Linked DNA regions of Homo sapiens: region 1 is linked to region 2. Evidence: read pairs that join two places in POLR2A ChIA-PET (ENCODE). Cell type or tissue: PC-9. All regions are shown on one strand. Links, peaks and the distances in the headings refer to the core of each region. The heading gives the core; the rest is flanking DNA. Region 1 holds the start of LOC102723480 (a long non-coding RNA gene). Region 2 overlaps BCAR3 (BCAR3 adaptor protein, NSP family member).

Region 1 (8,329 bases), core at 27-8,026, 110 kb before region 2:
CACATCCCTGCCAGAATATCTGGACCACCTGTTTAGATGTGAATGGTCTGAAGCCAAGTTTCTGGTAGCTTTGCCAATAGCCAGGAGAGGCCACTCCCTTTGAGGGGCAGAGCTCGAGGTGCGCTGTACCTGGGTGGTCCTGCTGCTTCACTGTGAGAGGCTAAGGGAGGAGAGGAGGGCTGGCTTCAGACACATTTGTGGGTGCACGGAGACGCCAGCTCCCAGTCACTGAGTATCAATCAGGGCTGGAGGAGGCTGTAACACCTTAAAACAGTCTTCAAACTTTCTCTCCACAGCTAATAGCTGGATTTACCATATAATCTGGTAAGTGGAAAGTAACACAGGAACACGCTTGAGAAGTGCCAACCCAGAGCCAAAAGAGAAGTTGCTGGGGACACGATGCCTGGGCAAGGGATGGGAGTTGGTTAGATAGAGAATGAAAGAAACTGTAGGAGCAATGGCTTGGAGGCACCAAATAAAGGGTGAGTTCAGGGGAAGCATCCTGAGGAATTTGAATTTCCACTTATGGGTGGCAAGAAGCTCTTGAAGGGCTTTAAGTGGTAGAGGGATGGATCAAGCTTGCCTTTCAGAAACATCACTCTGGGGCCTGCATGGAAGACAGAATGGAGAAGGGCAGGATGGGAGGGAGGGAGACCAGCTGGGAAGCAATGGAGAGTCCAGGCGAGAGAGGAAGGGACCCTGGGCCAGAGTGGTGGTGGGGGAAGGAGAGGAGGGCATGACTTTGAGGATTCCTTAGGGATAAAGTCCCCAGGCCTTGGTGAGAGATTGGCTGTGTGTTATTTGTGTGCGGGTAGAAATGGAGAGAGACTGGGACCCAGGGTGGTTCCCAGGGTTCCAGCTTGGGCAATAGCTGGATGGAGATGCCATCCTAATATGTGGGAATTCAAGAGAAGAGGAAGCTGGCTGTGGAGTGTGCAAATTTTAAACCGTCTGTCCCATAATCAACATTTAGCAAACCATTTGGATGTGAAAACTAAGCTAAAGAGGCAGAGCTGGGCACAGTGGCTCATGCCTGTAATTCCAACTACTCGGGAGGCTGAGGCTGCTTGAGCATGGGAGGTCAAGGCTACAATGAGCTTTGATTTTGCCACTGCACTCCAGCCTGGGCGACAAAGCAAGATCCTGTCTCAAGAAAAAAAAAAAAAGAGAGAAGCAGTAGCAGGTTGCATTATACTGTGGAAGTATGTGTGATAACCAGGCAGAGTAGACCAAGTGCAGGACCTGGATATGCCCATTTTCAAGGTGGTTGGGGAAAGAGGACACACAGAAAGACAGGCTGGAAACTGTCAGAGAGGTAGCAAAAGAGTCAGGAGAAAACGGTGTCTCAGAGGTCACAAGAGCTGAAAGATTCACAAAAGAGGAAGCAGTCAACAATGTCAAATATAGCAGAAAAGCCAAGTAACACAAGTTCTGAATCCTGTCCACAGGATCATACACTGAAGAAGTCATTATCAACCTCAGGGAGCGCAATTTCAGAGGAGGGGCTGAGGCAGGCCTGACTGCAGAGAATTACAGAGCCTTCAGTGAAAGGAAGACAGGAGATTGGATAAAGATGGTAGATAGGGGCATAAAATTGAGCAAGCTGTTCAGGGCAAGGGAAACTTGAGCAGCTTAACTGGCTGAGCTGGAACAGCCAGCTGAGAGGGAGGCATTAAAGATAGAGAGAAAGAGGGTGATGATAGAGTGGGATGGGAATGGGATGGATGGCAGCAAGAACATACTGGGTGGGTTTCTACTGAACCACAGGAGTGAGACAGTGAAGAGACAGGTGGAGAGGTTGACAGTGATGTCAGTTCCATTGTAGGGGGAAAAGGAGTGGGAGTTGGAGCCTGATGGCCTCATGGGCTCTAATTCTAGATGAAGTTGAGCTTACCCTAGATTTGTGATGGGGTGGGCCTGCAGGGTTGTGGGGTTTCTCTGAAGATTTCAGAGAAGATGGAATGAATTAATCTGAGCGTTCCTGAGTAAGTACAACAGAAGGATATGGGTCCAGACTGACAACAAACTGGCTCATGTGATTAACCATGGGTGGGCAGGGAAGGAAGAAGGAAGCCCAGGAGGGGCCTGATAGACCAGAATGATGTCGATGCATGACAGGATTATGCTCAAGGGCCAGGTGCCAGGGAACAGGAATGTGGGAGGGCGAGGGGAATGTGGGCAGAAAGAGGCTATTGGCCTGACGATGTCAGGGGAGGAGCAGTCCCAGGGAATAACAAGGCCCAGGTGGGCCAGAGTGTAGGCTGAGGTGGAGCACAGGTGAAGGTGATCAGAGTTGGGAGGTCATTTTACTTTGAGGCTGGAGCATTGGAGGTGCTGTCACAGGACAGGAGTGGGTGGCTTTGAGGACCCCAGCCATTTCCAGGGTGAATTAGGAACAGTGTTTGGTGGATTACAACAGGAGGAGTGTGGTTTGGGGTCTCCCAAATGTGTTTGATCATAAGGACACATGGGCTCTTGTTAAACATTGGCTGCCAGGTCTCACTTGGATCTCTCCAATTCAGACCTCTGGGACAGGAGCCAGGGGATGTGCATGATTCTGATGATCAGGTGACTTTAATGATCAGGAAAGTTGGAGAAGGTTGATATTAAGAAGGCATAGGCCTCCAAGTATGGAGAAGGGGACTATAGAGAAGAATGGATGAGAGGTTTGGAAAAGAAAGGGGTAGGGAGAAGAAAGAGGAAGGGACCAGGAGAGCCATGGAGAGTGGAGTGGAGGAGAGAATTCATGCCCAGAGGACTCACATTTTGGATGCTGAGAAAGAATGATGTGATGTGAAGCACTCTGGAGTCATGACTGGGCTCAGTCACAGTAGCCGGGATCCCACGGTGGCTGGGAGGGCGTCAGTCCCTGGAAAGTCTCCTCTTTTTGTCCCTTGATGATTCATGCAGGGCATTTCAGGATCCCGGAGCTGGCACCAGATTGACATGGAAGTGGAGTTGCCAGCCAACAGTGTGATGTGATTTCCACGTGCCAGGGGAGCTCCCCACCCTGTGCTCTGTGAGCATCCCTTACCGGAAGTTCCACCAGGAGCTGGGCAAGGCTGAAGCTACCAGGTGTGGAGGGAATGACGTGGGCTTTAGAATCCTGGTCAGATCTGTATTCTCATCCTCTGATACTTTTTAGACATGCAACCTTGGGCAACTTAGCCTCTCTTTGCACCTCAATCTCCTCATCTATAAAATAGGGATAATAATACCTGCCTCAAAGAGCTGTCGTGAGGATTAAGTGGGCAAAGCACACAGAGTGCCAAGAGTAGGTGCTCAGGGGCTCAAGCAAGAGGCAGAGCCTTGGTGGTGGAGACCACTATCAGCTCCACTCCACACTGAGAGCCCAGAGCAGATGGGAGATGGACAGTGGGATAGGAGCACAAGAGGTGAGCGTCCCTGGAGCTACTTTCGAGTTTCTGCCCCCTACTAGTCACCAAAATCACAGCAGTCCGTGTTTACAGAGGCATCTTACCTGTCCTCTATTTTTACTGTGTTACCAAGGTGGTAACAGTATAATATTATTTTTGTATAAAGTGTTTTAAAGGACCACCTGATCTGTTGTCCCCAGCACCTTGCACTTTGGGGGACGCTATGTGTTCATCATCAATATATTCTGAAATAAGAAACAGAAACCAGAAATTTAATCATCCAGTACCCAGTCCACAAGAAAGGCCAATGACTCACTTCAGAATATGCGAGGATTGTTCACTCATTTCCTTCCATGTGGCGTGTTTGTCACTGCCTGGTCATGCTGTGAGGAAGAGCTGCTCTCACCTTCATGTTCATGAACCTGAGACAGACGAGGTCACATGGAGATCACTCAAGGGGTTCTTTCTTCCTGGAAATGCTGACAACTGAGAAGTTTGCCTCTCACAGCTGTATGAAAGGTTTTGTGAGGAAGAGGTTAGGGCAGCACCAGGGGTTAGCCCCCCAAAGTGCTATTCCCTAAGCCTAGTACAGGAAAAAGAAATTTCCCCTGTACTGGGTAGAAGGATGACTGCTGGCTTGCTCCCTTGCAGGAGGGTTGTTGAGTTGGAGCAGTGCCTCTCACACAGGTCACTGGGAGGCTTGTTAAAATGTGGGTTCTGAGTCAGTGCCTTAGGGTGGGGCTGAGATTCGGCATTTATGGCAAACCCCGGGCACTGGAGAGGCAGCTGCTCCACAGCCCCAGGACGGCGCTAGGACACACCTGTGAACCTTCAATGTGGGTTCCTGCCATGGGGAAAATTCAAGTGTATGTAGAGGCTTGACTGTGGTTCCTGACCTGCTTGAGACCCCCACACACTCTGACCCTATGTCTGAAACTCTGTTCAAAAGTCCAAATCTCAAATATCTATGGAATGCCTAGCAAGTGCCAGGCACTGGGCTAAGTTTACCTAACCCAGCTTGCTTGCTTCTCTTAAGATTCACTGTGCCATTCCACACCACGCTCAAGCAATCAACCCCAAACTCTCCCACTCACTCTGAGGAACAAGGGTTCACACTGGGAGATGAAGTGGGCAGTGGAGTCAGGGAGGCCAGTTTAGGGAGCTCCACATCCCAGCTCTGTGAACTTGGCTGGTTACTCTGCCTTTTTGTGCTTTCATTTTCTCGTCTATAAAAAGGGCTTAATAACCCCCACCTCTCTAGGTTGCTGAAAGGATTAACTCAGATGATGCACACAAAGTTCTTAGCCCTGGGCTGGTAAGCATAGCTTTTATGATTCATATTTAGTTTGTGTTTCCCCCATCAGAACCTTTGGTGCTCTCTCCCTCTTTGCAGACACCTAGGCCAATTCTTGTGTGTCTCCTTATGCTTGACTGTGTTACTATCTGGAAATTATTCTTACCATTTGGAAACCTCAGTACTGTCGACAGCACCATTAAAAGCAGTTCCAAATGGTTACCACACAAGAGGAGGCAAAAGCAGTGCCCCACAGCAGCTGTGTGTGCACTGGGGAGGGGGGTTCCTGTGAGGAAGGAACCAGAGAGGAAAGGGCCAAACTGACAGCCTCTTGCAGCCCTCCAGCTTGCTGTGCCAGCTGCTCTTGCACTGGATGCCGAGCTGTGCGGCGAGCACTTCATTCCTAATGATGCAGTGTCAGTTATAAATCACTTATTTAAAAATCAAACTGGCCAACCCTAGATTGTCTTTATCATAGCACCACTTTCACTCACTTGCATTCCAAAGGAATTTTAGAAACATTATTTAACTTTTCATCATGGCATTTTTCAACCATATGCAAAAGTAGAGAGAATAGTGTAACCAAGTCCAGCTTTAAGAGTTGTCCACATTTTAGCAGCAAAAGGTCTCTTGAGTGAAAGAGAATGGTGTGGGATCGTACACCCCTGCCACTCACGTGGGAGTGAATTGTACATATTCATGTCTTATTAGAAAAAAGGCTGAGAACTCTTGGTCTTTCCTGTCCATTTCCATTTGCATTTTTTTTTTCCTGGAAAATGGGATAATGACCCTTACTTTGCAGGGATTGACTGAGCCTGAAAAATGGGCTGCTGGTCAGAGCCTCACAGATGCACATTCCTTCCTGGGCTCTGCCTGCCCCTTCTGCTCCTGGGTGGAAAATGAGGAAGGAACAGGCACAAGCAGGAGGCTGCTGAGCTGGGAGCAAGGACCAAGGCTCTAATCTGGCCCCTCCCACCACCCACTGGCAACCACCTGCCTGCCAAGGCCGCCTGTCTCTTGCAGGGTGGATTGTGTCCTGCTTTGTAGAATGATAACTCCTGTAAAAATAAGCACCTTAAACAGCCGAGAGAAAGGGACAGTAATCTGACCCCAGGCTGTGTGTACCCCACAGGGAAGGGGTGTGTCTGTCATACTTGCCCCTGCTTCGATTTAGCTCTGAAGTGCAGGGGAGACCATTTTTCCCACTCAGCAACAGCAGCCTGTGAAGTAATGGGAGGCTGTTCCCCAGTGGGACCATTACCACTATCATTTCTATAATGCTTTCCTTCTGAGAGGCTGAAGTCACCACTTCCCAACCCTGATAGCCCCACACTGGCTCAGGCAGTGGGTGTTGTGGAAAGAGGATGGGATGTGGAATTAGAATGTCTCACCTTCAGTCCTGGCTCTGCTATGTAATTTGCTCAGTGGCCTTGGGCAATCCCTGAGGCTCCATATTCTCCTCCTGAGTATAGTGATATTTTACCCCAGAATGACTCTAAAACTCATACACATATTATTCATCTTAATGGTTTAATTGGACTCGGTTTAGGCAAAACTGTGAAACAGAAGTGTTAATTTAGCATTTTCTACTTTTTCAGTCAGATTCCCCCTTTTTCCCAAGTTCCCCCTTTCCACTCACCCTTGAAGCACCCAATAATGTCAGGCAGCCAGTCAAGAAAATGGCCTAGAAAACGAATATACATTAAAGGCCTAGTAGTTTAATCTCGATAGTCAAAATAGTCTACATTTATCAAGTGCTCACTAAGTGCCTGGCACTAAACATATTTTTTGTAATTTTCACAACAGCATCATGAGGTATGTAACTATTATCCTCATCTTACATATGGGGAAACTGATCTAGAATTCAGACAGTTGCTAGGAATTGCACAGCTAACTTGCAAAATCTGGGATTCAAATGCAGATGTGTCTGATTCTAAAAGCAGTGCTATTTGTTTATTTAGTCTTTTTGAGGCACTGAACCCTAGTGATTAAGAGCACAAAGTCTGAACTAGATGGCCTGGGTTCAGAGCTCAGCTCCTTTACATATTGCTATATGACCTGGGCAAGGACCATGTCCTCATCTGTAAAAGGGGAAAAGAACAGTGCCACCTTATAAGATTATTGTCAAAATCAAATGAGTTAATGTATGTAGGGTTCTTAGAACAGTACCAGGCACATAGTAAGCACTGTGTAAATTATAAAACAAAATAAAAGTAATTAGTGATAATCAGAAAAAAGTCAGTTTAGAATAACATGAAAGAAAAGGAGCATCCCTTTGTGCTCACCAGTCAGCTTCACTTCTCGGTTTGATGGGAGGAAATTCTTCAAGACATTTGTACATAATCCCACACAAATGCACACAATTACAGAAGTCTGTTATTTTCACATGAAAAGGGCAACTTGTATTTTTCACCTAACGTTTCACAGCTGCCTATCGGTACCTATGGAATTACCTCATTCTTATCAGCTGCAGAGTGCATGCCAGGTATAGATGTGCTATAATTAAATAATTCCTCTACAGATTATCTGTAAATGATGCTGCCATGAGCATTTTAGGATGTTTATCTTAGTATGTACAGGAAAGTGAACCCCTGGAAGGCTGACTTTGCTCTCAGAGACTGAGTTGGTACATCCAAGCAAGTCAGGTTTTTCTGTCAGTCTGGCTCCTTCTGTATAGGGGAGTTGGTGAAGCATAAATGCTTTCTGTTCCCTGCATTTCCCTCAACCATCTGCATTCCTCCTGCGCTAGAACAAGGCAGCACAGCTCATCATCACCACCCACCCCCAACCCCAGGGTAGCCTGAAGCATCTAAACTGAGCCCTTTCCGGTCATAACTCAAGAAGGCAGTCAGGTGGCCATCGCCACTAGGTTTTACATACATTTGTTTCCTCTCTCTTCATTTCCATAATCAAGCTCCCTGCCCCCCTACAACTCCTCCCTCTTCTTTATTTTTATGGGCATCACCAGCATCAACAGTCTGTCCCCAGCACTTTTTTTTTTTTTTTGAGATGTAGTTTTGCTCTTGTTTGCTAGGCTAGAGTGCAATGGTGCGATCTCGGCTCACTGCTACCTCCGTCTCCCAGGTTCAGGTGATTCTCCTGCCTTAGCCTCCTGAGTAGCTGGGACTACAGACGCGTGCCACCACACCCGGCTAATTTTTATATTTTTTTTAGTATATGTGCTGCCAAAGTGAGCACTAATTTTTGTATTTTTAGTAGAGGCAGATTTCACCATGTTGGCCAGGCTGGTCTCGAACCTCTGACCTCAGGTGATCCACTGGCCTCAACCTCCCAAAGTGCTGGGATTACAGGCATGAGCCACCACGCCCAGCCCCCAGCACTTTTAATCTCTCCCTTCTCTGCGTTCCCACAGCACTGGGAGCTCTGCTGCAGCTCATCCTTCTCTCACTCCAGATCCATGCCATGTTCCCTGCTAGGATGAAAGTCCTGGTAATGTGATCACTTTCATACCTCCCAGGGCTAGTGATGCTTTCCATATGGTAGATGCTCAATGAATTTTTAAAACTTTGTTTATATTTTTAAAATATGTTTTTGAATTTGTTTTTAAGTAACATTTTACATGATAAAAATAATATATGCTGGCCAGGCATGGTGGCTCACACTTGTAATCCCAGCACTTTGGGAGGCCAAGGTGGGC
Region 2 (8,329 bases), core at 165-8,164:
GAGTATCGTAAAACTTTTACCCTACTCTGTTCAACAGGATGGAACAGCCCAGAGGAGGCATCCTAGGACTCAGCTGCTGCATTGGTCATGGGGACAGGGGGATGGAGTACACAACACAGTCATATATTAATCGTCCCATCAGTAATTTGTTTCTCCAGCGGTCATTCCTTTACTTTTAGGGTATGCTGTAGCACTCTCGTTCTGAGCAGTTTTCTTTTTTTTTGTTTTTGTTTAAGTTCCCATGGCATTGCCTAAAAGTTTTATTTTACACGTTAGTAACACATTTCCATCCTATGTGTCTTTTACTTCAGAAACAAAGAAAAGAGTGGTAGCCAGCCCGCCTGCCTGGATCACATGCAGGACAGAAGAGCCTTGTCCCTCAAAGCCCACCAGTCAGAGAGCTACCTGCCGATTGGTATGTTTCGGGGAATTTTCAGGGAGAACGTCAGTGTTACCCTGGTTTCCTTCAGGCTGTTACCCTGCCCCATCTAGTTGTCTCATTCGAAAACGACACAAGGCCTCAGGCCTGCAGCCTGGAGGGGAATGGGTTTGCAGAATTATATCCGGCGGCGAAGCACTGAGCTAGACACCGTATGCCAGCTTTTAGGCCTCGTAGCAAGCCTTCAGGGTAGGCATGATTATTGCCATTTCACAGCTGAGGAAACTGAGGCACAGATAGGTTAAGTAACTTGTCCAGAATCACCCAGCATTTGAACCCAGGTTTTCTGATTCAAGCCCATTTAAAAACTGGTAGTCTTCATGACAAATGAGCCTACTCCCTTTTCCCGGGTGGGCGGGTGGATCCTGGGGCTTTTGGCAGAACAGCTGTCCAGGCCAACTCCCCTTCCTCTCCATTCTGCTTCCAAGGCTGGAAGAGTGATAAGGTATGGGGTATGGGGAGACCTACTAAGCAGTTACATTAGTAAGACAGGGGGTTGTTTTCATTATTTTCATAACTGACTTTCCCTGGGACCACAAAGGGATTTTCCTAATGCCCCTGCGTAAACTACCTCCATGTAGGTTACCCCAGTGTCTCTTTTCCCTTCCCTGTCTCCAGCTCTCCTTTGGAAGCTGGCTGGGATCCACCCTTTGAGAGTGGCATTTTAGGTGGCTAACGACTTCTGTTTCTTAGGGCAAGATTACATTATTCATGCCCTCCTCGCTCATATATTTTATCATTCTGACTGTCCCAGCCTTCTATGACCATACAACATTTGTAGCCCAGGTGTCAGCAGTCCCCGGGATTTCTATTTGCACCCAGGAGTGTGGGATGGGGCAAGCCCAGCCCAGCCCTCACGATGCTGTAGACTCCCTGAGATTGGGCGTGGGACAGTCACACTGAATTTTCTTTTGGAAATGAAAATGAAAATTGAAGCCCAAGGGCATGAATGGAGGGCTGGGGAGCTGCCACTCTGGTTTTGTTTGTTTTATATTCTCCACACAGATGAGCTTTCTCTGACCTTTTCTTATCCCCCACAGGCTGCAAGCTGCCACCTCAGTCCTCGGGTGTGGACACAAGCCCCTGCCCAAACTCACCTGTGTTCAGGACGGGAAGCGAGCCTGCCCTGAGCCCAGCAGTGGTTCGGAGGGTCTCCTCAGACGCCAGGGCTGGGGAGGCGCTGAGGGGATCAGACAGTCAACTGTGCCCTAAGCCCCCGCCTAAGCCCTGCAAGGTGCCGTTCCTCAAGGTTCCCTCGTCTCCCTCTGCCTGGCTCAACTCAGAGGCCAACTACTGTGAACTGAACCCAGCGTTTGCCACAGGCTGCGGCAGGGGAGCAAAGCTACCCTCATGTGCCCAGGGAAGCCACACAGAACTGCTCACAGCCAAGCAGAATGAGGCGCCAGGTCCCCGGAACTCTGGCGTCAACTACTTGATCCTTGATGATGATGACAGGGAAAGACCTTGGGAACCTGCGGCAGCTCAGATGGAGAAGGGGCAGTGGGACAAGGGCGAGTTTGTGACGCCCCTCCTGGAGACTGTCTCCTCCTTCAGGCCCAACGAGTTTGAGTCAAAGTTCCTTCCCCCTGAGAATAAGCCCCTGGAAACAGCAATGTTGAAACGTGCAAAAGAACTGTTCACCAACAACGACCCCAAGGTCATCGCCCAGCACGTACTGAGCATGGACTGCAGGGTAAGCGCTGGGGGTCCTGGTGCTCCTCTGGCTTTTCAAGGTTTGGTAAGAGCTAGGGGTCCCGGTGCTCCTCTGGCTTTTGTAGGTTTGGAAGGAGGGGATCCATCTGGCCTCACTCTGCCTCACCCATTAAATGCTTTGCCCATAGGAAAGTCTGAAGATAACACCAGCATGGGAATTTATTTAAGGGGTGGGAACCACAAGCTGGGACAACCTTTGCCCAAGCAGGAAGCTTATAAAATTCATCTCAGACAGAGGGATGGCAGGCTGCTGCCGGGGGTGGGGGCCGCCCTCTTCTCCCACCCACCCCTGCTGGCATCAGCAGCTGCAACAGAATCCTCCTCACACCTGGTGCTTATTTATAAACTACCCCCTTGCCTCAGCTCCATCAGAATTGGTAAAGCCAAAGCTACAGGAGAGTAGATTGTAGATGAAAATGTAGTTTCTGGAGTAGCAGACCTTGGTTATTTTTATTACATTATACTTATGCATTACATATTTATTTTATTACTAAAATGATCTTTAGTATAAACATCTTTAAAGCTACCTTGATTTTTAAAATAATCCTTCCTCAATTTAGAAAAATTCTAAAATGGCGGAGCATGTTGGCTCAAGCCTGTAATCCCAGCACTTGGGGAGGCCTAGGCGGTGGATCACCTGAGGTCAGGAGTTCAAGACCAGCCTGAGGCATGGAGAAACCCCGTCTCTACTAAAAATACAAAATTAGCTGGGCTTGATGGTACACGCCTGTAATCCCAGCTACTCTGGAAGCTGAGGCAGGAGAATTGCTTGAACCTGGGAGGCGGAGGTTGTGGTGAGCTGAGATTGCACCATCACACTCCAGCGTGGACAACAAGAGCACAACTCTGTCTCAAAAAAAAAAAAAAAATTCTAAAATACAGATTAAAAGATAAAACCACACAAATCCAGTTTCCTGGAGATCACCATTGTCAGCATTTGGTTTACGCAAAAACATTATTATTTTCTCTGTAAATGGATACATGTAAATAATTGCATGTGTAATATCTGTTTGCCACAGGTCTGTACACACTATTCCAAACCCTGAACCTTTCATTGACAAACATGACTGTCTTTCCATGTGATTAAATATTTACATTGTCACCTTTTTTTTTTTTTCTGAGACAGGGTCTCACTCTGTCACCCAGGCTGGAATGCAGAGGTGCGTTCACAGCTCATGGCAGCCTTTGCCTCCCAGGCTCAAGTGATCCTCCCACCTCAGCCTCCTGAGTAGCTGGGACCACAGGCGCATGCCACCACACCTGGCTAACTCTTTGTATTTTTTGTAGAGATAGGGTTTTGCCATGTTGCTCAGGCTGGTCTTGAACTCCTGAGCTCAAGTGATCTGCCTGCCTTGGCCTCTCAAAGTGCTGGGATCACAGGTGTGAGTCACCGCACCCGGCCCATCACCATTTTTTTGTAGGAAACGTTTATTTTAGATGTAAGTGACTTTTGTTCATAGGTGGTCCCAAAGCAACCTCATCCTTAAGAGAGATTAAGTCACTTTTTCAGATCCGTCGGGATTCGTTTTAGGACCTTCAGTGGCTAGCAAAATCCACAGAAGCTTGCATTCCTTATATAAAATGGAATAGTATTTGCATATAACCTATGCAATCCTCCTGTAGATTTTAAATCATCTCTAGATTACTTACAACACCTAATACAACGTATATGCTTTGTAAATAGCTATTATACTGCATTATTTAGGGAATAATGGCAAGGAAAAAAGTCTACATGTTTCATACCAATGCAGCTTTTTTTTTTTTTTTCCTGAATATTTTTGATCCTTGGTTGGTTGAATCTACTGTTGCAGAAGCCACGGATAAGGAGGGCTGACTGTATTCTAGACACCAGATGTTGTCTCAGGCGATGGTGGGCTCGGTCCATCTTTTCAATATAAAGAGGCTGGTTCCTGGGCATTTGAAGCCCTTTTTTATTTGTAGCTCAGTGAAGTCAATTAGCTTCAGACGTCAGGGCTTATTTAGGAACTGGGTTTTCCTTCCTATGTGTTGAATCATGGCAAGAAGTCCAGTCTCAGAACACTCCTGCAGGGAGTGCCAAAGTTGATGGAGGGCTCCCCAAAACAGGCTTGAGGAACTTTAGGCAGCTGCTGACCATCCTGGAGTAAACAAGACCCTTGCTGACAACAGAACTTGAGGGATGACTCAGAAACCAGAGTAACTCATTGCCCAGGCCTGGGAGGTGGGGCTGAGGGTGGACTTCTGCTGAGCAGGCCTTGAGAAGAGAGCCAGGGCTGCACTGGAAGAACAAGGGCCTGCTGTACTTTTGGCCAGATGGCCTCGGGCAGTGCTCACAGGTAGTCACGCAATTTGCGAAGTTATCCGGACCTCACTTTAAAGCGAGCTTAACCTGTTTGGGAGGTAGGAGGATTGAGGATTTCTGTTCTAGTCAGTCAGGCACATTGGGCCCTGAATCTGAGAGCAGAACCATGTCAGTGGGCCAGGAGGGAGACTCTGGCCTGGTATGAACCTGCGTGGGTTCTCCATAGAGGAAGCTCCTCGTAGAAACAGGCCTGGGTTTACAGAGCAGCCCGATTCCCAGGGGAATGAATCCTTCCTGTGGCCCTGGGCAGGGCTTAATGATCCTCTAGGTGGAGGAGAGATGCCTGCCTGCCCGCCCTTGGCAGGAGGCCTGGGACCTGCCCACTACCTTTGGTAGCCATGAAACTAGACCCCAAGGATGTTCCCAACTGAAGAATGCAGTCTCCCTGGCTTGCTGTGGTGCATTTTGTCCTCCTAGTGGGGCCTCACTCTCATGTCTGCCTGCAGGCACCCCTGGACAAGGGGCTGGATGGGGTCCCCAGGCAGCGAGCAGGAGCTAGCCTGGACTCTGCCCACCCAGCCCCAGGGCAGGGCTATGTTGAAACTTCCTTCTTCCCTGTCTCTGGAGTCTACCACCATTTCCATGTTATCTTCCTGGAACCACTGACTTCCAAGCGGGCACAATCAGCATCTCTAAGAGGGAAATACAACAAGACCTGTTGTTTCCTATCCCAAGTGCAGTGGCAGCCCAGACAGGGCCACCCAGAAGCTGAGAGCAGGCTCTGGCTAGCATCTGGGCCCCGCGTGCTTGTTCCCAGCCATGTGGGCAGATGCCCAGATAGGCCATCAGGACAGTGGGTGGTCCTAAGAGCCCTCCAGGCTCCCTGTCCTGCTGTGTCCATGCCCCCACCCCCCAAGGGCCTAGTTAGGAGCCACTGAGCCCCTCCCACCGTGCGCAAGGTCTTTGCCTATAGCTAGAAGTGAGGACCAGTAGTGAAGCACTTGGCCCGACTGAGCCTGAATCCTGCCTCTGCCACATCAGCTGAACAGCCTCCCCTTCTGTGCCTGTCTGTAAGGAATACAGCTACCCAGGTGGTCAGCGAGGACTAAATGAGATAATAATATATTAAAAGCCCAGGGCACCTTGCCTAGCCCACAGTGAGCACTAAGTGTTTATCCGTGTTATATATTCAGCTTTGACTGAGCGCCTACTGTGCCAGGGCAGCTTGTGGTCTCTGCTCTTGGAGCACCTGCTATCAGGTGGGGGTGGGCTGGGGAGGGACAGTGATGCAGGAACTTGGGCCACAACCCAGGTGGGAAACGCCCTGCAGGGGAAGGCACAGGAGCTGTGGGGCCTCTGGGCAGGGCCTTGAACAGGGAGTTGGGTGTGGAGATGGGGCAGAGATGTCCAAGATGAGTTTGGAAGGCTGCATCTTTGGCCCGATGAACACCAAAAGCATCTTGCAGACGGCAGGCAACGCACATGCACAGACACTTAGTTGTCAAAACCCATGGAGAGAGGGGTTGGTTTACAGCAGATTCATTCTGTGTGGGTGGAAGAAGATGGGGTTAGGGGTGGGGTGTGGGAGGGCTTCATACGTCTTTTCTAAGTCTCTACTTCTGGGCTCATACCAGTTTCTTGCCTTCAAGGCACTTTACAGTTGAGTTGGGTGCAGATCTGATCCTCTGTGCCAAGGGGAACAGAACCAGTGAGTGGAGCCAGGCAATCTCATGGCATTTTAGAAAGGCCCTTGCGGCTGGGAGGAGGGCTGGGCCGGGACCCCATCAGGGCTCTCCTGGGTCCGTGCAGCAGCCTCCAAGGCAGTGGAAGAAGGAGCAGAGGGTGGAGTCCAGAGATGCAGCAGAGCAGACCAGCTAAGATTTGGAGGGCAGAAGGAAGCCTCATCGGGGGTGCTTCTGCCACCCTGCCCTGTGGAGTCGGCTCACAGTAAATGCTCTAGACATGTTTGTCCTTCCTTTGTGTCAGTGAGCTGCATAACCTTGGGCATTTGTCAGGGAACCTAATGCAGGCCCTGCGGTGTGAGCTTGGGATCCCCTCAGCCCTCAGGCAAGCAGGCGTGGCTCCAGGGAAGTGACCCAGGCATGGCATATATGTGCCGACGAAATGCAGACTGGAGAGCAGGGGCCGCCGCCCATCTGCCAGGTTTTCCAGAGCAAACCTGAATCAATCACAGGCCTTTTAATCTCGCCACCCAGAGCGTGGGGGACACCCCTCAGAAGTACAGGGTTTGGGACCTCTGACAGAGGGCAGCTGTCTAAATATGCGAGGAAGCGTGCATGGCGTGCGTCTGGGCTGCCTTGCCAAGGTCAAGTTGTAAATCTCTTTCCCAAGATCTGGCCAGAATTCTTCCCCTTTCCACATGGCTGATGATTCAAAACTTGTATTTTCAGGTAGCTTTTAGGGGTTCTAAAGTTATCTGAATCCTTTGCAAAGTCCTTGAGAAAGGTGAACTTAGCAGTTATGTTAGAAAAGGGGAAACTGAGGCCCAGAGAGCACAGGTAGGAGCACAGTAGGAATTCTGCATCCTGTCGTGGCGTCTACCACTAGAGAGCTCATCCACAGGGTCATCCCCTCAGGGTTGACAGTAGTTCAGCCACAGAAGTTACAGGGTAGGGTTAGTAATACCACCTAAACATCCAGATGTGTTTTGATAGCCTGGGGTAATTAAGGTTGAGGACAAGTGTACCAGATCAAGGAGAGGAACCGTCCCATGCCTGCCGTGTGTTCAGGTGGCTAGACTTGTTGTTGCATCTGTTAGTTCCACTCTTAGTACATCATTGTGCTGTGAGGTGTCATTAGCCGCCGTTTAATTTTTCTTTTGTTTTTAGAGACAGTGTCTTGCTCTCACCCCGGCTTAAGTACAGTGACATGATCATAGCTGACTGCAACCTCAAACTCCTGTACTCAAGTGATCCTCCTGTCTTAGTGTCCCAAGAAGCTAGGACTGCAGGCACACACCACCATGCCTGGCTAATTTTTAATTTTTTTGTAAAGATGGGGTCTCGCTATGTTGCTCAGCTGGTCTCAAACTCCTGTCCTCAAGCAGTCCCCCCACCTTGGCCTCCCAAAGCACTGGGATTAGAGGCATAAGCCACCTTGCCTGGCCTATTGGCCCCATTTTAGAGACACACTGGCTCAGTTGTAACACTTCTCCATGACATTGTAATAACTAATACCTGATTCTAATAAACTGAGATTACATACTAGAATTGAGATGGGTTGAGAGCTGTCTGGGACAAAGATTTTAAGAAAAGCCTCTCAGGAGAAAGAAGAGTGTTTGAGAGCTCAGGTTTCCAATCACTGTACACATTTTTAATAGTTTCCAGACGTATAGAGCATTTACTGAGCCCAGGAGAAGCGTAATTAAGGGTAATAGCAGCCAGCTGTGGCTGTTAAGTGAGAACATGAATGGCAAAGCCCACAGCGGAGAGGCTCTTGGATGAGATTCTGCTCTTCCACTGCAGGGGATCGGTCAGCTCCGAACACATGCAGCCTTGCTGTTGGCAGCAAAACGTCGCAGCAGGATCCGGCCGGTGTCAGACAAAAGCTCAGAGAACTAAACTGTTCTCTGGCTGGGCAGAAACACTTAACAAATCTGTAGATCTGCAGAGCAGTGTCAGCATCTCCCACCAGTCTTTCTTTTCCCCCTAAGTTTTATACTGTACTATGTGTATTTAAACACCCTAAACATCATATAAGAACAGCATTGTCAGCAGCTGCTTATAAAGAAATGTAACTCATAAAGTGTCCACGCCATCGTAGTTCAGTGTGTTTCTTCTCATATGCTGAATTCATGATCAGGCAAGCCCACTTCCTGATCCAGTGTATTTCAACTTTGGCTCTTGACAGGTTGCTAGGATACTTGGAGTCTCTGA

The links. ChIA-PET counts read pairs that join two places held together with the same protein. Peaks named below come from ENCODE experiments on the same cell type or tissue, not always from the same donor. Only the 100,000 strongest peaks of a DNase experiment are listed, where the experiment ranks them.
Region 1: POLR2A ChIA-PET joins it to region 2 with 10 read pairs; 2 of 35 experiments call an interaction of 5 or more read pairs at or near these places.

The regions. Positions count from the first base shown.
Region 1 is chr1:93,688,880-93,697,208 of GRCh38, reverse strand. LOC102723480 (a long non-coding RNA gene) reads right to left here and starts at 4,058. Exons shown (of 4, transcript XR_947602.3): 1 at 3,694-4,058; 2 at 3,035-3,195; 3 at 2,764-2,930. It also overlaps a transcript of BCAR3 not described here. RefSeq lists enhancers at 3,832-4,001, 3,011-4,210. In PC-9, for the core only: no CTCF peak of the experiment used is centred there; DNase peaks (open chromatin) are centred at 2,138, 2,928, 3,738, 4,098 and 2 weaker places; H3K4me3 peaks cover 4,147 bases; H3K27ac peaks cover 6,143 bases.
Region 2 is chr1:93,576,104-93,584,432 of GRCh38, reverse strand. BCAR3 (BCAR3 adaptor protein, NSP family member) reads left to right here. Exons shown (of 12, transcript NM_003567.4): 6 at 312-415; 7 at 1,480-2,132; 8 at 8,304-8,329. Among named protein-coding and RNA genes, the nearest start is that of BCAR3-AS1, 12 kb to the left of the region's middle. In PC-9, for the core only: no CTCF peak of the experiment used is centred there; DNase peaks (open chromatin) are centred at 4,372 and 4,822; H3K27ac peaks cover 6,049 bases.